Linked DNA regions of Homo sapiens: region 2 is linked to region 1. Evidence: read pairs that join two places in POLR2A ChIA-PET (ENCODE). Cell type or tissue: OCI-LY7. All regions are shown on one strand. Links, peaks and the distances in the headings refer to the core of each region. The heading gives the core; the rest is flanking DNA.

The links. Peaks named below come from ENCODE experiments on the same cell type or tissue, not always from the same donor. Only the 100,000 strongest peaks of a DNase experiment are listed, where the experiment ranks them.
Region 2: POLR2A ChIA-PET joins it to region 1 with 15 read pairs; 6 of 35 experiments call an interaction of 5 or more read pairs at or near these places.

What each region holds. Positions count from the first base shown.
Region 1 is chr16:11,384,025-11,394,246 of GRCh38, forward strand. It overlaps LOC400499 (putative uncharacterized protein LOC400499), which reads right to left. Exons shown (of 67, transcript NM_001370704.1): 55 at 9,367-9,535; 56 at 8,293-8,477; 57 at 7,986-8,078; 58 at 7,642-7,837; 59 at 6,255-6,439; 60 at 6,081-6,178; 61 at 3,087-3,271; 62 at 1,187-1,392; 63 at 864-1,041; 64 at 192-301. It also overlaps a transcript of LOC105371082 not described here. Among named protein-coding and RNA genes, the nearest start is that of RMI2, 44 kb to the left of the region's middle. RefSeq lists enhancers at 2,838-3,147, 2,923-3,805, 3,338-3,427, 5,843-6,597. In OCI-LY7, for the core only: a CTCF peak has its summit at 3,090 (motif pointing right); a DNase peak (open chromatin) is centred at 3,107.
Region 2 is chr16:11,776,854-11,787,541 of GRCh38, forward strand. It overlaps ZC3H7A (zinc finger CCCH-type containing 7A), which reads right to left. Exons shown (of 23, transcript NM_014153.4): 2 at 5,434-5,535; 3 at 4,572-4,611; 4 at 2,313-2,510; 5 at 1-56. The coding sequence starts at 5,501. Among named protein-coding and RNA genes, the nearest start is that of ZC3H7A, 15 kb to the right of the region's middle. RefSeq lists an enhancer at 6,825-6,884. In OCI-LY7, for the core only: no CTCF peak of the experiment used is centred there; DNase peaks (open chromatin) are centred at 5,078, 6,268, 6,518, 6,838 and 1 weaker place; H3K4me3 peaks cover 2,594 bases; H3K27ac peaks cover 3,820 bases.

The DNA.
Region 1 (10,222 bases), core at 1-8,000:
AAGACTCAGGCCTCCTGCTGGACCATGTGGCTCCCCCGCGTACACTGGCCTCAGCAGGAGACTTCCCCCAAACCCTGGGCCTACGAAGTCCTCTGCAGAGCCATCAGGCCGCCTGCCTCTCCCGGGACTCTGCAGTGAGCAGCCCTCAAGAACCTCAGCTGGAAGCAGGACAGGCAGGTGCACCCGCTCACCTGCCAGGCCAGGCTGAGCTCCTCCAGGCTGCGGGCCATAGAGCCATCCGGCAACATCAGCTCATTGCCTGCTTCATTGTCATTGGTGCCCAGAAGGCCAGCGGATATGCCTGTGGGGAAGAGGGAAGCGGAGGCCGGCCGTAAGACCCTGTGATCCTCCCCCAGCCCCAGCCCTGCTGCCTCAGGACCTGTGTGTGAGATGAGCCTGAAGCACACAGAGGAGCAGTAGAGTCCCACCACCTCCACCCCGGACTCCTGGAGCCCAGGCCCTGGCTGTAAACCCTCATCAGAGGAGGAAGAGAAAGCACAGGGGCTCAGGGACAGCATGTGTATCCCCCGTCCCCTCCCCATGTCCTCAGCTCAAGTGGCTGGAATCCAGGCCCTTCCTTTGTGTTCCTTGGCAGAGGGACGACAGAAGGGCCAACTCCACACTGGAGCCGCGTGTCCCACGGATGGGACAGAAAGCCCTGGGCCTCTGTGCGGTCATCTGGACATGGGGTCAATGGCATGAGGCTAGATGAGGAGTTGAGGGCACACGCGCTGCCATGCTAGAGACGAGGCCGGCAGAGGCTCTGCATGCACGGTAGCCCCCTGCCGCCCTGGAAGCTTAAAGGGGTGCATCCCAAAGAGTCCGCTGTAGGTGGGGCCAACCCTCCTGGGGCCCAGACCCACCGTGCTGCCAGAGGCCCAGAGTCAGGCTGCAGAGGCCGGTGGGCACGTCACAGGAGACAGACACCCCGTCCTCGCTGGCCAGCTCAATCCTGGAGACGTCCTTCCTTGTCGTGGCAGGATGCAGCTTGAGGTCCGGACAACTGTCCCCCGGCAGGGAGGAGTTGTACAGCCTGTAGGCCTGTGGGCCAGAGGGGGCTGGGCAGGAGGTCTGACCCACAGCCAGGTGACAAGCTTGAAAGTGCCATCCCCCCAGGCGACCTGCCATGGGCACAGGTCTCCAGGGGAGGCTCAGTCCTACAGGCTGCCATGCCTCTCCTGCTCACCTGCAGACTGGGGTAGAGGATGAGGGTCTTGTGGTTAAGTTCCACGAACAGGGCTGTGAGCCCCGAGCCTGTCCGACTCAGCGTCAGCGAGAATGTGTTGTGAGCAAAGTCCTGGGCCAGGAGGATGCTGCCGCACTGGGTGCTGAGGTCCCATACCCGGCCGTCGAAGGTCACCACGTGCTGGGCCCCAGCCACCAGGGCATGGTCTGGGTAGAAGCAGCCCAAAGGCAGGGTGAGCGGGGCCAGCTCCACCCACCGCAGTAGGAGCCCAATGCCTGCTGGGTGCCCCGGATGCCTAGAGCTTTGGCTTAGCCTGCCCTGAGGCCTGGATTCCCCCTCCCCTGGCGCAGCAGCCAGAGGCCCAGGGATCCCCCACCGGCTTCAAGATGACATGAGCTGAAGGTCTACTGGCAATTCAGCCCTAACAAGGAAAGGAGTCCTGAGACCTGCTACAAAAATACTGTGCTAAGTAAAAAAGCCTGGCTCAAATGCCACAGGGTCTATGCTTCTGTTTACATAAAATGTCCAGAGCAGGCACAGCCATGGACAGAAGGCAGATTGGTGGCTGCAGGGTTTCAGTTTGGGGTGATGAAAATGTTTTAAAATCGACTGTGGTGATGCAGGCACAACTCTGAATAAATTAGAAGCCACTGAATCGTACACTTAAAATTCACACATCGGCCAGGCACGGCGGCGCTAAAAGCCATCCCAGCACTTTGGGGGACTGAGGCAGGAGGATCACTTGAGCCCAGAAGGTCAAAGCTATGGTGAGCTGAGATGGCGCCACTGCACTCCAGCCAGGACAACAGAGTGAGACCTAGTCTCAAAAAAAAATGTCACACATACAAGTCATCCATTTAATCTCAATGAAGCTGCTGGCGGGGATGGGGGGAAACATTCACTATGTAAGTGGATAGCCAACAGGTCCCTCAAACACAAGACTGGTGTCCTGCAGACCTACCCTCTTCAGGGTAGGGAACAGATGGCCTGAGAAGGAGGTCTGACCAGTCTAGCCAGTGCGGCCCCTGAGCTGTGGCTTGGGGGTGGGGGTGCCCTTGCCCGTGGCCAGGAAGCACCATCTATGGTGCACAGCCAGGCACCTGTCGGCCAGTCCCAGCATCCTGAGGGAGGCAGTACCAGCCCCGTGGGCAGCTGTCAGAACTGAGAGGCACAGAGAAGCCCACGGTCACACACATGGAACTTGAAGACCAGGCTGTTTTCTACAACACCAATGTGCTGCTTAGACATGACTGCGCCCACGCTTCTAGGGAGCCCTGGGCCTGGGTGTGAGTCCCACACACATAAAGCACTCCTTGCCAAGCCTGGGTACCGGGGTTCCCCCATAGACATGAGGGGCTCCCCCTGCATCAAGAACAGTACATGCCCATTACCCATATGAGCGAGCCACGTTGTTACCTACATTTCACGGTGGAGCAAATAGAGTCCCACAGGTTAGACTCACCTGGCCACACAGCATTTCATGGTGGAGGAAACCGAGTCCCACAGAGGTTAGACTTGACTTGCCTGGCCACACAGCAAGCCTGAGCCACAAGCAAGCTCCCCAGCCCTTGGCTACAGGTCGCCTCTGACCGGCGAGTCTGAAGTCAGTCAGTTCTCTTCCAGCTGGATCTGGAGGGCTGCCGTCTTCTCCAGCAGTGCCCGCAGGGAGGGAGCTGGCCTGAAGCCCTAAACCACCCTCCTCACCCCTCTGCAGGGCCAAGACTTATATTCTGGACAAAAGCAGGATGTGTACCCTCAGCCCTAGTCCCATAGGACCTTGGGAAGTCCAGTAAGCTCTGGGCCTGGCACTGTGATGCTACTAGCCTATGGAGGCTTCCCTGTGCCCAGGAGGCAGGGGGCTCTCAGGGAGGAGGGCGGCACAGCCCGGGGCAGGACTCACATTCCCAGGGGCCCGCCAGCAGGCGGCGTCTGAGCCAGTAGTACTCAGCCAGCACGTTGGCCCCAGACAGCTCTCGGAGCGGCCGCAGCAGCTTCTCCTCCATGAGGTAGCTGGTCACCCGGGCCACGTCCAGGGGCTCGTCCCCCGCAGGCAACAGTGGCAGCATCACCACCACTGAGCGGTTCCTGCAGGGAATGCAGAGGACAAGTCACTGTGCCTGCCCGAGCCTTGCTTCCCTTGGCTGCAGAGGGGAGCTTCTAGGTCTGCAGGAAGAGCTCTGCAGTGGAGAGCATGAGGGTGCCTTTCAGGGAGGGGCTGTCCTTGTTTTGGGAAATCCCATCATGAGGTGGAGGAGGACAGAGGCCGGCATGACAACGGAGGTGGTAGATGATGGCTGGGGACAGAAACAAGCTGCCCCATTTTGAGGACACAGATGTCCGATGTCATGCCTACTCTGCTCCCCGGGTCTTGGGCAGCATGGGCTTATGTGTGGGGATGCCGAGGACAGGAGCTGGAAGGTCTAGGAAATTTTGTTTTTTAAGAATCTCATTCTGTCGCCCAGGCTGGAGTGTAGTGGCACAATCTCAACTCACTGCAACCTCTGCCTCCCGGGTTTGTTTCTCCTGCCTCAGCCTCCCAAGTAGCTGGGACTACCAGCGCCCACCGCAACACCCGGCTAATTTTTGTATTTTTAGTAGAGTTGGAGTTTCACCACATTGGCCAGGCTAGTCTCAAACTCCTGACTTCAACTGATCTGCCCACCTCGGCCTCCCAAAGTGCTGGGATTACAGGTGTGAGCCACTGTGCCTGGCCAACAGGTCTAGAAAATTTCTACAGTTTAGGGGAGGACTGGAACTTTCTCAGGATCTAGAGTAGGAGTCAAGCCTGTGAGATTTGAATGATCAGGGGGATGTCAGCTCACATGGGGGTATAGTGGGAAGACAAACATCTCATACCCTGTTGTTGATGGGCCAGTAGAGAGGGAGCAGGGGCAGGTGGCCTCACTTGCTTACTTCTAGGAACCCAGAGGCCCTGCAGCTGGAGGCAGGAAGCAGCCTCAACTCCCTCTCTGCCACCTGAATCCATGTTTTGGCACCCCCACCTAGCAGTGACAGGATCCCACTCACCAGGTAGGTGAGTAACCAGGCAGGTCATTCTTCAGCCAAGCCAAACCCCGCCCTGGGAGCTCTTCCCTTCATCAGCCTCCATTCTGACCGCAGGAAGGCAGGAGCAGGAACTTGTATCACAGGGAGTCTTTTCCCCATGATGTGGGTTTAGTCCCTATTTTATGGCTGGGGAAACTGAGGCACAGAGCACTGAGGCAGAGGAATCCTAGTTAGAGGCAGAGCCGGATTCCAGATGCTCTGTGAGGCCACCAGCATGGAAGAAGGAGCTGCCTCCCTGCTTGGAGCCCGGTTCCTGGTGGGCCTCGTGCCTGTGAGGGGGAGGATACTGGGTCCCCAGGTCTCTGCTCTAAACTGGGCTCCCCCCTTCTATCCACCACCCCCGTGTTCTCAACACAGGGGCCAAAAGGGTCTTTTAAAGTGAAAGGGCGATCACATCCTTCCTAGGTCAGAGCAGAAGCCAGAGACCAGCTGAGCCCCACCTACCCGCCTCCCCAGTCTTAGGAACTCCCAGTCACATCCACTCTCCCTTGCAGGCATTCTGCTCCAGCCCTGCTGGCTTGATATTCAAATAGACAGGGCTGGGCTTGGTGGCTCATGCCTATAATCCCAGCACTTTGAGAGGCCAAGTTGCTTGAGCTCAGGAGTCTGAGACCAGCCTGGCTAATATGGTGAAACCCCGTCTCTACTAAAAATACAAAAATTCGCTGGGCTTGGTGGCACATGCTTGTAATCCCAGCTACTTGAGAGGCTAAGGCAGGAGAATCCCTTGAACTTGGGAGGCAGAGGTTGCAGTGAGCTGAGATCACAGCATTGTACTCCAGCCTGGGCAACAAAGAACAAGACTCCATCTCAAAAACAAACAGGCCAGGCACATCCCTCTCCCAGGCCTTTGTGCAGTAGTGACCCCCACCTGGAGCGCTCTTACCACGCTGGCCCCGTGGCTCTTGCTGAAACTCTACCTTCTCCTCAAAGCCAGTCATGGCCACACCGTTTCATAGGATCCACCCCCCCATCTCACCGATGTTCCTTCTCTAGCATTTGCTACCTAACGTATAGCTCAGGGGTGGTAAATGGTGACCAGTGGGCCCCAGCCTGTGGCCAGCTTCTGCACGGCCTGCAAGTAAGAAGGGTTTTTGTGTGTTAAAAAGATTATTACAAAACAGGCCAGGTGCAGTGGCTCATGCCTCTAATCCCAACACTTTGGGAGGCCAAGGCAGGTGGATCACCTAAGGTCAGGAGTTTGAGACCAGCCTGGCCAACATGGCAGAACCCTGTCTCTACTAAAAATACAAAAAATTAGCTGGGTGGGATGGCACGCGCACCTGTAGTCCCAGCTACTAGGGAGGCTGAGGCAGGAGAATGACTTGAACTCAGGAAGTGAAGGTTTCAGTGAGCCAAGATTGCACCACTGTACTCTAGCCTGGGCAACAAGAGCAAAACTCCATCTCAAAAAAAAAAAAAAAAAAAAAAAAGATTACAAAACAAAAGCAAGGAAATGTGACAGAGCCGAATGGCCTGCTTAAGATGCGACTCTCAGGCCCTCTGCAGCGAGCTGTACCAGCCCCGGTGTAGATGACTTCCTTGTGCTTCGTGTCTGAGTAAAAGTGAGCTTCCTGAAGGCAGGGTCAGCCTCAGCCACTGCGCTCTCTGCAGCTCCTGAAATCCTGCCTACCCTCGGCCAGTGCTCACGAGGTATCTATGGAGTGAGGAAGAAAGCCCAGCTTCCTCATCTGTAAAACGAGGAGAGAAGAAGCCCCTGGGCAGGGTGGTCACAGGAGTCAGTGTGTCGGAAGGTGTCAAAGCATTCAGCACTGCACCTGGTATGTGGCAGGCACGCAGGATGCGCTACTCTCAAACCCCGAGTTACCTGGCCGACAGGCTGTACAGGTCCAGCAGTGGTTTGCAGAGCCTCTTCAGTGCCCGTGAGAACGTGGCCTCAGCCCAAGACAGCATCTGTTGGGCGGCCTGGAGAGGGAGGGGACAGTGAGAGCTGGCTCAGTCATCCTCACCTGCCAACTACGCCCCATCCTTGCTCACTCACCAGCTCCAGGGCTCCTTTCATGGCCCCCAGGGCCGCCCTGATGGGCCTTGGACCCCCTTTGCCTGGCATCCCGGGCACCCAGGCCTGCAGCCGCCGCATGGCCTCCTCTGCTCGCTCCCGCCACACCTCCTCCAGGGGCCGCAGTGTCACCTCCAGGTAGGCATCCTTCAGTGTGGCCAGGGGCCCTGCAACAGGCAGCCACCACCCACCATGAGACCTCAGGGCAGGTCAGAGAACCAGCCCTGCCCAGACACGCCAGGCCTCGAGGAGATAGGGCCTGTTCCTGGGATTAAGATGTGGGGAGCTGGGGGAACTGGAACAGAGCAGTGGCACTGGAGATTGCAGGGGAGTTGTCACAGCAGGCCTGAGCCGTCTCTGCAAGGCCTGCTTATAAGGTTGTCTGGGAACTTGGATTGGGGGAGGGTTCCCACCAGTCCTAGAATTGATATGAGGCTCCCTGCATCTGAACTGTTTGTACAAACGTGGTTTATGCCGGACCCCTGCTTGCTTCCTAGGAGTCTGACAGTGTGGTCCGTGCCAAGCAGCACCTGCCAGTGTGGCAGCCCCCAATAAAAACCCTGGGTGCTGAGTCTCCCAGGAGCTGCTCTGGTGACAGCTGGGACAGCTAAATGCATCCTGTGTGAAAGCGCTGGGACTGGGAGAGTACCCTGGGCACTGGCCCTGGTTCTCCCTAGACTCCGCCCCAGCCCCCTTCCCTGTGCTGACACTCCTGCATCCCCTCACTATAATAAATCACAGCTGTGAATAGCGCTGGGCGGAGTCCTGGCGCATTCCTCCTGATTCACTGCCCTGGGGGTGGTCACAGGAACACTCTGGCACAGCAGGGAGGATCGGGAGGTAACATTCAACAGCCAGTCAGAGGGATGCCCACCCTGGCGCTGGGCAGGGCCTTGGGGGCTCTGTGCTGTGCTGGGCATTAGCCCTGGATGGCGGAGAGGCCAGAGGTTCCCAGTCCTGCCACGAGGCTGGTTGGGGCAGCAGGTGTGAGCCTTTAATGACCACCTGGCCACATTGAGCTCATCGTGGAACCAGAAAGAGATGCTGTGGCAGTGAGCTTCACAGAAACAAGGCTGTATACTCAAAAGAAAGCAGGCGGGAGACTGAAAAAACCTAGGCAGCAGGCATAAGGGAGATGAGCTTGGAGACTCTGTAAAAATGACACAGCAGACCCAGAAAAAACAAAGGCTGTAGATCTATAACAAATAAGGCAGGGGGCTAAACACAGCTGGGCTACAGGCCCATGGGAAGCGAGGCCACATTTCTGATTGAAACAGTGCCACAGGCCAATGTGAGCGCTTAGGGCCCCGGTGGAGAGGGGGGACATTGATTTCCGCACAGGATTGAGCCCTCCCCCTCCCACACTTACATTCCAGCTCCTCCCGCAGCTGCTCCAGCCCCACCTGCAGCCACTCCAGGTAAAGAGGCAGGTGCTGGGTCAGTGCCTGGCTCCGGGCCCACAAAGTGGCTACTGCCCAACCACTCGCCTGCATGGCCTCCCGCCCCGCCTGGGACAGCTGCAGAAGGAGGCCTGCCACGCCGTCCAGGGTGCCTGCCGGCTGCACCTGGACAGGGAAACCGAGGCAGAATCAGGGTGAGGTCCAGGGCAGAGAGAGCCCCAGACCCTCCTGCCTGGTGAGTGGGGGCTACAAGCCAGGTCAGAGGGGGACCTCTCCAACCTGAGCCCCCACCCTCCCCTGCTGTGATACCCACCAATTGCTGGAACCTTCTCACAGAGGCACCCAAGCCTTGAACCTTCTCTTCCAGCCGGGCTTGCACCTGGGAGCCAACTGCTGCAATCCTGGACTGTGAGGACAGAGGAAGAGGCTGGGGCCTCGCAGGAATGAAGTAGACACAAGGTTCTCGGTGCCAGCAGCAGGTGTGGGCCTCACAATGGGGTTGTCTGCCCTGGTTTCTGGGCACAGCTGGACCCCAAGGGCTCGGGGCTCCTGGCACGGGGGCCTCTGCCCAGTGGGAGAACGGTAACCCCTTCCCTGTGTCCCAGCCCAGGCCCTCTCACCTCCACATGGCCCAGCAGGCCCCCCTGGCAGCCGCGCGCGGCCAGCAGGAGACTCTGGTTGGCAGCCTGCAGGGTCAGGCGTCCCAGCGGCTGGGAGGGCTGCCTGCCATCCCGGAACAGGACCTCCGCCTCGGCTGTCCGCCCATGGGCACATGCCCGCAGCACCACACTCTCCTCTCTGCCCCCTGGAGCCAGAAAGGGACCTGCTGGTGCCCCCACCATGTCTCTGGCTGCCCACTCCCCCTCCACCGCTTTCCGTAGCTCCCCACTGCCCCAGGCCAAGCCTCAAGGCCCTAGGATTTGAGAACCTTGAGCTGCACCACCTAGAGCAACCACCTGAGCCACCTGAAGCCCCCTCTTCTGTCCCCTCCCCCGACACGGCAGTCAGTTAGGGATGCCATAAGGCTTCAGGGGGTTTCCTGAGGTTTTTTTTTGAGACACCAAGGCAGGAGTACAGTGGCTGGATCACAGCTCACTCCCAGCAGCTGAGACCACAGGAACACATCACCCCCTACCCCACCAGGTTTTTTCGTTTTTGTTTTTGTTTTACTTTTTGAGACAGAGTCTCGCTCTGTCGCCTAGGCTGGTGTGTGGTGACACGATCTCGGCTCACTGCAAGCTCCGCTTCCCGGGTTCACGCCATTCTCCTGCCTCAGCCTCCTGAGTAGCTGGGAACTACAGGCACCCGCTACTGTGCCCGGCTACTTTTTTCTATTTTTAGTAGAGATGGGGTTTCACCGTGTTAGCCAGGATGGTCTCGATCTCCTGACCTTGTGATCCACCCACCTCGGCCTCCCAAAGTGCTGGGATTACAGGTGTGAGCCACCACGCCTGGCCACCCCCCCCCCTTTTTTTTAAGTAGAGACGGGGTCTCACTATGTTGCCCAGGCTGGTCCTGAACTCCTGAGCTCAAGCAATTCACCCATCTCGGCCTCCCAAAGTGCTAGGATTACAGGTATGAGCCCCTGCACCCAGCCCCGACTTCTGAAATCTTAACGCCCAGACCCCCGTCCTTTCTTGAGCCAACAGGGGCCGTGGCCCAGCTAGCTGAGCTGGGACCCAGCTGCCACTCACCCTCCTCATGGGCCACAGAGGCCTGCAGACAGCTTGGGGCCCGGAACACAGACAGCCTCACTTTCTCCTCTCTGTTGTCCACGCTTCCCTCCAACCGGACCAGGCTTTGAGAAGTCGAGGTGGAGACACGGCCCAGTAGGCCAACCCGCTGAGCCTTGGAGCCACGAAGCTGGGAGGGGGAAGGCAGAGGCCTGAGTGGAGCCTGGCCCACCTGTCCCTGGTCTCTCCCCTGCCCGCCCCAGGCTCAGGAAGAGGCTGGCTGGGGAGGCTGCTGTTGGACCTGTAGGGAACCAAGGGAAGGCACAATGCCCACGCCCGATCTCCAGGGCACCAGGTTCCCCACGCCATATCCCTGTCTAAGGCTGCCAGTGCCCCATTACAGAAAGCACTTTTGAAAATACTCCGGGCCAGGATCAAGGGCTCACTCCTATAATCCCAGCACTTCAGGAGGCCAAGACGGGTGGATCGCTTGAGCCCAGGAGTTTCAGACTAGCCTGGACCACATGGCAAAAACCCTGTCTCTACCAAAAATACAAAACTTAGCCAGTCTCATGACAAATACTTTTTTTAATTTTTAAAAATACCCATCTAGGAGCCCAACCCAGCAGCAGCCGCCCACAGGGTGGCTTAGAGATGGCTGCTGCCCAGGCCCCACCCAGACACTCTGATTTAATTGGTGTTGGGGGCCCCGGGCCCTGGCATTTCTAACATCCCCAGTGCCCTGGTGTTTCTGCTACAGCCCAGGCTTTCCGAGTTTGCATGGGAACCACTGCAAAGGTCTAAGCAAGGAGACACGGGCACACCTGGCATAACACCCCAGGCACTGGGCAGCTTACCTAAGTCCCTGCAGGTGCCC
Region 2 (10,688 bases), core at 1,600-9,599, 390 kb after region 1:
CTGGCATTTAAACTGAGGACTATATTGCAGTCCTCCAAAACTTTATCATGGAAACCCTGGTGTGTAAGACCAAAGAATAAAGTCAGCAATCAAACAATTCATTTCTTGCACTGAGGCCTTCCTGTAATAAAAACAAATTAATACCCCATCCTATTACCCTCCCTCTAAACTCCAAGTTAGCAGTATTACTTTTATTTTTTAAATTATTTTATGAAATTTCAAATACAAAAAAGTAGAAAGAATATCATGAATACCCATGTACACACCATCCAGGTCAGACAAATGCTAATATTTGGTCAGAAAGTCCCCAGATCTTCAAGAAATAAAGCTTTCCAGACCTAACTGATGTCCCCATGTGTCCCTCTCCTATTCGCTCCTCTGTAGTTACCCTTTGCTGGAGCACATTAAGATGTCAAACAGAAACGTAACTCCAAACAGCTAACTGATAAGGAATATATTACCCAAAACAAAATAAATAAACAATGAATGCTCTTTAACAAAGAGCTAGGTGACAACACGGATATTTTTCTTAAATTCATGGTTATATTTTACCGAGTATCCACAGTGAAAATTAAAAGCACTTCAGGTTGGGCACAGTGCCTCACAGCTGTAGTCCCAGCACTTTGGGAGGCCGAGGTGGGTGGATCACCTGAGGTCAGGAGTTCGAGACCAGCCTGGCCAACATGGTAAAAACCCCATCTCTACTAAAAATACAAAAATTAGCCAGGCGTGGTGGCGGGTGCCTATAATCCCAGCACTCGGGAGGCTGAAGCAGGAAAATCACTTGAACCCAGGAGACAGAGGATACAGTAAGCCGAGATTGTGCCACTGCATTACAGCCTGGGCAACAGAGTGACACTCCATCTCAAAAATTTAAAAAAGGTGGCCAGGCGTGGTGGCTCATGCCTGTAATCCCAGCACTTTGGGAGGCTGAGGCGGGCAGATCACCTGAGGTCAGGAGTTCGAGACCAGCCTGACCGACATGGAGACACCCCGTCTCTACTAAAAATACAAAATTAGCCAGGTGTGGTGGTACATGCCTGTAATCTCAGCTACTCGGGAAGCTGAGGCAGGAGAATCTCTTGAACCCGGGAGACGGAGGTTACGGTGAGCCAAGATTGTGCCATTGCACTCCAGCCTGGGCAACAAGAGTGAAACTCTTGTCTCAAAAAAAAAAAAAAAAGTTTTAAAAGGAAAAAAAGAAAAAAAAGCACTTCAAAAGCTTTTAAGCTTAAAAATGTGAAAATCTAGTGTGAATTCCTTTGAAGACTAATTACTATTTCTTGATTTAAAAAAACACTCGCCAGGCACGGTGGCTCACGCCTGTAATCCTAGCACTTTGGGAGGCTGAGGCGGGCAGATTGCCTGAATTCAGGAGATCGAGAACAGCCTGGGCAACACAGTGAAACCCCATCTCTAACAAAATACAAAAAATTTGCTGGGCACGGCGGCATGCGCCTGTAGTCCCAGCTACTCGGGAGGCCGAGGCAGGAAAATTGCTTGAACCCAGGAGGCGGAGGTTGCAGTGAGCCGAGATCGTGCCACTGCACTCCAGCCTGGGTGACAGAGCGAGACACTGTCTCAAAAAAAAAAAAAAAAAAAAAAACACTCGTAAGAGTGTTTTTTACCAAGAGTGTTTTACAAGATCAACTGGATCTTGACTAAGATGTTAACTGTGAACAGGGATACCTGAAAGACACACTGACCTGTGAAGACCTGTATCTTCCCTGGATGACTTTTTTATAAGCAGACACACCTTCAAAAGCCATACTCAAATGGGAATCATCAAGGACCAATAACTAAGAAACAAATTATTTCTTAAATCCCTAACCTTCTGTCCAAAGCTAATTTTTATTTTTTTATTTTATTTTATTTTTTGAGACGGAGTCTTGCTCTGTCGCCCAGGCTGGAGTGCAGTGGCACAATCTCGGCTCACTGCAAGCTTCGCCTCCTGGGTTCAAGCGATTCTCCTGCCTCAGCCTCCCGGGCAGCTGGGACTACATGCACACGCCACCATGCCCAGTTAATTTTTTTATTTTTAGTAGAGACGGGGTTTCACCATATTGGCCAGGCTGGTCTCAAACTCCTAACCTCATGATCCACCCACCTTGGCCTCCCAAAGTGCTGGGATTACAGGCGTGAGCCACCGTGCCCGGCCAATCCAAAGCTAATTTTTAAAAGCCTCAAGCCACTCCAAAAGCAGGTAATATGACTTTCTTAAAAACTTAAGAAATTGACTTTTTATTAATGTACTAAGTCATTGAAAAAATTCTTTTCACTCTAGAAACATCATTTTAAAAATTACAACTCACCATATTAGAATAGCAGGCAATACGATTTATATATAGTTTTTCAATTATTTCTTTGGGGATTAAAATTTCTTCAGATTTTGCATAATCAGCTATATTCAAGGCTTCCGTGTACTGGCTTATCGAGTTGTTCCAATCATGTTCCCGATAAACGTCATTTCCTTCATTAAAAAGATTTCTCACGAGAGCACGCAAATATACCTAAAAAAAAGAAAGTTACCACTTGAAGCCTTTTATCAAACAAGATATGGTATAAGTAAATTTTAATTTTTATACCTAAAACTTCACAGGAAACAATGTGACAGAACAGCAGCATTGCTCTAAGAAATTGTGAGATGCAGCCCAAGTCACTGCTATCTCAGCTAGGGATTGAATCTTGCTTGCTTTTTCAAGGGGAAATTCAATTTCTCACTATTAAGAAAAATGCAGCAAAGTACCTTATAAATATTTGTTCACATCTCCAATTCTGTGCCCGCTAGAGAAACCAAGTGGAAGCCCCAAGTCAAAGAGAATGAATAGTTTAAGGCTTTTGAGCAGTATTTCCAAATTGCCTTCCAAAAAGGCCATGATGAAAAATGTTTCTAGTGGTTTACTTTATAGCACCCATACACACTAGGTAGTGTGTGTGTGTGTACACGTGTGTGGGTACCCGTGCACATATATGTAAAATCTACCAATTTCTAGGTGGAAAATGGTATCGTTTTGTGTTTATTTATTTTTTTTAATGGTATCCTCTTTGTATGTGCATGTCTTTACCAGTGAAGTTGAACTATTCCACATTTTTACGGACCCCTTGTATTTCTTTTTCTGTAAATTGCTCAGGTCATTTACTGATTTGGGGGGAGGGGGATGTTAAACTTTTTTCTTATCAAGTAAGTATACACATTCTTTTAGCATGTATAAAAGTTTGTCATTTTCCTTCATTATTTCTATCACGCTTTAGTTTAGTTCTTTTTTTTCTTTTCTTTTTTTTTTTTGAGACAGAGTCTTACTCTGGCACCCAGGCTGGAGTGCAGTGGCACGATCTCGGCTCTCTGCGACTTCACCTCCTGAGTTCAAGTGATTCTCGTGTCTTAGCCTCCCGAGTAGCTGGGATTACAGGCACCTGCCACCACACTCGGCTAATTTTTGTATTTTTAGTAGAGACAGGGTTTCGCCATGTTGCCCAGGCTGGTCTCAAACTCCTGGTCTCAAGTGATCCGCCTGCTTCAGCCTCCGAAAATGCTGGGATTACAGGTGTGAGCCACCACGCCTGGCCATAATTTAGTATTTTAAAAGCTCTTTTTCATCACAAGATCAGAAAAATATTCAACTTGTTTTGTCTCATTTTATGAATTCCTGTCTAAGCTGATTAAATTATTTTAGCTGATTAAATTATTTTAGAAGACTGGACGGATCAACTATTAACAAAACTCGTGACATGCCACTTAACATCTTTAGACCCCAGGTCCACGTGCAAAATGAAACAACTGTTACAGTTTATTTCTGGCTCTAATACTTTTTTATTCCAAATCTGTTTGTAGAGAGCTAAGGAACAAGAGAGAAGAAAAGGGGAGGAGGGAGAGAGGCAGCAAGAAAGTGACATTTAGAAGCCTCAAAACCCTCAGAGGAAAAAAAACACAGGTGAACCAATAGTTAGTAGAGACAAGAGTCTGCAGTCAAAGTCCCAATAAACTGGGCTTTCTCCCTGTTCCTAAACAGCAGATCACTAGTTCTTCCCTCTTGGTATCCAGTCCCCCTTAGCTGCTGTCAGAACATCTCCTAACAGAAAAAAATGTTCCACACACTCTTTCTCAATAAATTCTGTCCCACTTATTTTCAATGACATGAGAAGTAATTTTCAAGTGGCTCAAAAGATAAATTAATTCAAAACCACCCTAATAGAGGAAAGAAAATACAGGGCAACTGTGCAAGTATGCAAAAAAAGAAAAAGAAAAAGAAAAAAAAAGTCCTATATAGAAGGGGTTGGCAAACTTTTTCTGCAAATGCCCAGACAGTACATGTTTTAGGCTCCATGGGCCATATGGTCTCTGTCAAAACTACCATATGTTGCAAAAGCAGCCACAGATAATACATAAACAAATGAGTGTGGCTGTGTTCCAATAAAGCTTTATTTGCAAAAAAATAAAATAAAATAAAATAAAATAAAAGGACAGCAGGCCAGATTGGGCCCACAAGGCCATCATTTGCCAACCCCTGCTACAAATTACAGTTCACAAGCCACTTGCAGAGCTTTCAAGCAGACCTTCCCGGAGTCATTACCGCATATTGCTCCTGTGTTCCTGGATATGACAGCGGTGACCTAAGAAGAAGAAACAAATTAACTGTAATTATCAAGCTCCTTATCGGGACCTGTTCAGCCAGAAGTCATCTTAAATCTGTGGTTCCATTAGCTTGCCACTGGTTCAAGGCATATTTCAAAGACTTCCTCCTCCTTTACTACCATTATTCACAGATGACTACAGTTATGGGAAAAAAAATACATATACATATATATATATATATATATATACTATTCCTTAGTATTTTTTAAGTACAACACTTTACTTTCAAACCTACTTCTATTTTTTAAAAACCCTAATTCTTCAACTGCCAAAAAAGAGGTTAAAAATAGTACAGAGCCACTAACAATATTTGATCCAATTTACTGCAGTATAGAGAGAATGTCTCCTTCCCAGGAAGGAACAAAGAGGCCCTTCTGCCCGGACATGTCCATCCAAACCACAGCTGTCTCATCATTGACATGCTTCAAGAAGTCCAATTAAACACTGAGCTTCTGAACAGACACGTCTGATCACAGAAGCCCTCTGTGCCGCCAGATGTTCATTTTCAGTCACTTTCCACTCAGCAGCACTGTTCATAGAACAAATTCAAATTTCTCAGTCTAACGTTTTGGGGGAGACTAACAATTGTAGCCCTAAAAGCCAGCAAAAGTAACACTTGCTTCCGAATGCAAGAATGTTCAAATGGACAAAAGAAAAAAATATTGCTAGAATATGGAGTTTCTAACCCAAATTAACTGGACCTATTAAACATGACTAAAGAGTTCTTCCTCTCCACAAAACATACATCCACACCAAAGAATTAGGACGCGGCAAGAACACAAGAACTCTGAAGCTCTTACTGTATAAACTGCAGTCCTTCCTTAATGTTCTGCTGCCTTTTTCTTCTCTCCTCGGACACATTGGACATGTTATCCCACACATCCACTTTCTAAATGAGCAATCTGGAAAGAAACAAGGCAAAAAAGCACATAAGGTACCAGGGTCCCTGGACTCCAATGAAAACACCCACAAATCCAGACCTTGTCACACAATCAGCTGTGGACACATCCATTTCTGACTTGACTCCAGGGTCCTGGACGGCAGGGACCGTACAGGAGTCATCTTTGTGGCTCCCCTGTGGTCCGGCACACCATAAGCACACCGTTTTCATATTCTTTTTTTTTTTTTTTTTTTTTTTTGAGACGGAGTCTCGCTCCATTGCCCAGGCTGGAGTGCAGTGGCGCGATCTCGCGATCTCGGCTCACTGCAAACTTCACCTCCAGGGTTCAAGCAATTCTCCTGTCTCAGCCTCCTGAGTGGCTGGGACTCAGATGCCTGCGACCACGCCTGGCTAATTTTTGTATTTTTAGGAGAGACAGGGTTTCACCTTACTGGTCAAGCTGGTCTCGAACTCGTGACCTCAAGTGATCCACCTACCTCGGCCTCCCAAAGTGTGGGATTATAGGTGTGAGCCACAGCGCCTGGCCAGTTTTCACATTCTTTAAGGCTGAATGGCTATGCAGACTTTGTATACCCCTCCTGAGCAGTCTCCAGGAAAAAGTCATGTCTCCCCTTCCTTTCCTCTTCCCTCCTTTGGCTTCAGGTTTTGTTTTTCCCTGTCTACACGCACGCATAAGCTGTCCCTAGAACAGTTCCAGCCTTGTTTTGCTTCTGGAAGCTCTCCAGAAATAAAAAGGTTTCACATCCGCTTGCCTCCGAGGGAGTCTGACTTCCTTGTAAGCCAAGTTTAAACCTTATACATATTTTGTCCCACAAACTTCCAAAATGATTATTGTTGATACAACAGATAAAATAATGATATAAAGTTACTTCCATTGGAATTTTCTGGATATTAAAATGTTATCCTCAATATAACACTTGCAAATGTCAACACATATCATTCTTTTGGGCCCCACCTCCACTAATCAACGTTCACCGAGCAGTTCCCCAAGTTCAAGGAGAGCCACAGAGAAGAGATCTGAGATAAAACATCATCTCCCAGTGGCCCAAACTAGAGTTCCTCAGGCTTGGCATTCTGGGCTAGCTAATTCCTTGTCTTGTGATTGCAGGACATTGGCAGTATTTCTGCCTCTACCCACTATGCCTGTAGCCCCTCACCCCAACCCCACTCACAACCAAAAGTGTCTCCAGATATCGTTAAATGTCAGGGTGGGGAAAGCACAATCAGCCCCAGTTGAGAACAACTGAGACCTAAAGTTAAGACAACATCTTACACATAAACCACGTATTTGGACCCAGGTGACAGGAAGGGAAATTCCACTCATGTTTGAAGTACATTGCTGAAATTTTTTAGTTTCATTATTGCTTGGCATTTACAGTTTTATTTTTAAATCTCATTTTTTTCAAAGTATAAGGGTGAGATGGGGGTTGGAATGTCCCAAATGCTGATAACTGGTGCTAAACCCTTTCTTCTTTGAAACACCGTCAGTTCTCAATATTTTTGTCCTATAAAGTTGGTACTTTACTGAAGTGTTTACATGGGAAAGGATATGACATAGGGGACTTGCTTTAAAATACTCCAGTAACAACAAAAAAGGGGGGGGCTGTGAGGTGGGGAGGAAACAGCAGAATGCTGATAACCAGGGGAGGGTGAGAAGTGCAGGGGATTCTTCAGTACTATTCTCTGGACTTTGTATGTGTTTGAAACATTACAAAATAAGAAGTTTAAGAAGTCCATGACACTAGAGTAAAATGGCACTATTTCTGGAATGTGCTTTTAAAACAGTTTAGCCAAAAGGGGGGTAGCTGGGTGGAAATAAAACAAGAATGCCAAAAATATGGATAATGGTTCCAGCTGGATGAGGGGCATGGAAGCTCATTCCACCCTTCTAGCTACTTGGACATGTTGGCCCATGTCCTTAATAGAAATGCTTTTTTAAAAAAATTTATATATTTTTTTAATTTATAAATGTTTTCTAAAAATTTATATGTACAAAATAATTTAAGGAAGCACTATTTGTAAAAGAAAAAGATTTTTTAAATTAACTCAGGCCACTCATGGTAGCTCACACCTGTAATCCCAGCACTTTGGGAGGCAAAGGCAGGAAGATCACTTGAGCCTAGGAGTTCAAGACCAACCTGGGCAACACAGGGAGACCCCCTATCTCTACAAAAAATTTTAAAAGAGGCCGGGCGCAGTGGCTCGCGCCTGTAATCCAGCACTTTGAGAGGCCGAGGCGAGTGGATCACCCAAGGTCAGGAGTTCCAGAGCAGCCTGACCAATATGGAGAAACCCCACCTCTACTGAAAATACAAAATTAGCTGGGCATGGTGGTGCATGCCTGTAATCCCAGCTATTTGGGAGGCTGAGGCAGGAGAATCACTTGAACCTGGGAGGCGGAGGTTGCAGTGAGCCAAGATCACGTCATTGCACTCCAGCCTGGGCAACAAGAGTGACACTCCATCTCAAAAAAAAAAAAAAAAAAAATTGGCAGGGCATGGTGGCTCATGCCTGTAATCCCAGCACTTTGGGAGGCTGAGGTGGGCAGATCACCTGAGGTCAGGAGTTCCAGACCAGCCTGGCCAACATGGGGAAACCCCATCTCTACTAAAAATACAGAATTAGCCGGGCGTGGTGGCACATGCCTATAATCCCAGCTACTACGGAGGCTGGGGCAGGAGAATCGCTTCAACCCGGGAGGCGGAGGTTGCAGTGAGCCGAGATGGTGCCACTGCACTCCAGCCTGAGCAACAAGAGTGAAATTCCATCTCAAAATAAATAAATAAACAAAAATAACAAAGATTAGCCAGGCATGGTGGCATGCACCTGTAGTCCCAGCTACTCAGGAGGCTGAGTTGGGAGGACTGATAGAGCCTGTGAGGTCGAGGTTGCAGTGAGCTACAATCATGCCAGTGCACTCCAGCCTGGGTGACAGAGTGAGACCTTGCCTCGAAAAAATAAAAAAAAAAGCAACCGGGTGTGGTGGTGCGTACCAGTAGTCCCAGCTACTCAGATGATGGAGGCAGGAGGATGGCTTGAACCCATGAGGTCAGGGCTGTAGTGAGCTACGATTGTGCCACTGCACTCCCGCCTGGGCAAGAGAGTGAGACCCTGTCTCAAAAATAATATTTTTTTAAAAAAACTAACCCAGTGTCTATCAAAAAGGAAATGCCTGAAGAAATTATAGGAAAAAAAAAAAAGATGAGGCATTTAAGTATCCATATGACCCATTTTGTTTTGTTTTGTTTTTTGAGACAGAGTCTCACTTGTCACGCAGGCTGGAGTGCAGTGGCACGATCTCTGCTCACTGCAACCTCCGCCTCCCGGCATCACACCATTCTCCTGCCTCAGCCTCCCGAGTAGCTGGGACTACAGGCGCCCGCCACCACGCCCGGCTACTTTTTTGTATTTTTAGTAGAGATAGGGTTTCACCGCGTTAGCCAGGATGGTCTCGATCTCCTGACCTCATGATCTGCTCACCTAGGCCTCCCAAAGTGCTGGGATTACAGGCGTGAGCCACCGCGCCTGGCCGTTTTGTGTTTTTTTAAAGTGACGGGTAGGTATATATATTGACATATGCTTGTGTAAACATAAAATAGTCCCAGATGGAATCATGGGAGACTACAGCAGTAGTAGAAGACTGAGGCTGGAAAAGGGGTAGGACGAGGTCTTTTCAATCTATGTGTTCAAAACTTTTGTTTTATTTGGAGCCACGTAAATGAATTACCTCTGTACAAAAATTAAACAAATTTTTAAAGTTTATGTATCCTCTGAGCCCTTCCTTGGAAAGATGACTTAAGGGACCACCGGGCTTTTGTTTGTTTTAGCTAAAACAGGGCAATTTACTTAGAGTTCGAACTTTAGAGTTCAGAGGAACCCAGAGTAGTATGCAGGATGCCAGAGCAGTCAGGCCAGAGGGAGGGAACAAAAGAAAAGGATGTCTGAAACCAGGACGATGGCCACACAGTTCAGTGAATGATGTACCTTTCTCTCAGCCTCTATCTAGCCAAGGTAGGGAATTGGTTTGAGGTTGACTCAAAAAGTTAATCTGCTGGCTAAGAATGGACTCCTGGGTAGTGATATCTGCCAAGTTTATAGCCTTAAAGCTATTTTCCCCAGAAAGTGTTAGAGAACCTTGAACCTCAACCTTATACACAAAAGGCGTGTGGCAAAGAGCTGACACCACAAGTAAGTGATTGAAAGGAAACGGAAAATGGATACAGACGTTTTTAATGCACAAAATACACCCCTTTAGCTGTTTATAGATCTAGGATCACAATATCAGGCAATATTTGAATATAATATGACAGAGTATTTCATGTTCAGTAGTTTTTTAAGTTTCCCCAAAAACTTTTATTTTGAAAGTTCTCAAACACACAGTAAAGTTAAAAACAATTATAATACTGTATGCCCAAACCCACAATTAATATTTTGTGAGATCACATCTGCCCATCTTTATCTATCTGCTCATCCTTCTGTTCATTCATCAGTCCGTCTTACTGTTTTAATAAATTTCAAAGTCAGCTGCAGATACCTAAACATCTCAGCACACACACAATTAAGTAGAGATCAATATTTGTTTACAGTTTTGTTTTTTAAGGTAAAACACGCAAATCTTAATGTGAGTTTTGACAAACTCATGTGACCCAGAGCCCTATCAGGATATAGATCAGCACCTTGGGAGGCCAAGGCAGGAGGATCATTTGAGCCCAGGAGTATGAAACCAGCCTGGGCAAGATGGAGAGACCCCATCTCTACAAAAAATTAAGCCAGGTGTGGTGGTACGTGCCTGTAGTCCTAGCTACTCAGGAGGCTAAGGCAAGAGGACTGATTAAGCCCAGGAGTTGGAGGCTGCAGTGAGCTGCTGACCGCGCCACTACAACCCAACCTGGGCAACAGAACAAGATCTTGTCTCTTAAATAAAGAAAAGATATAGACCATTAACTGTCACTCTACAAAGTTCCTTCATGCCCCTTCCCCAAACCACTACTGTAATTTCTTTTTTCCTCACCATTGATTAGTTTTACCTGTGAAATAATCTCCCCCCAACACACACCCCTTTGTGTGTGTGTTTTTGTTTTGTTTTGTTTTTGACACAAGGTCTTACCCTGTCATCCAGGCTAGAGTACAGTGGTGTGATCACAGCTCATTGCA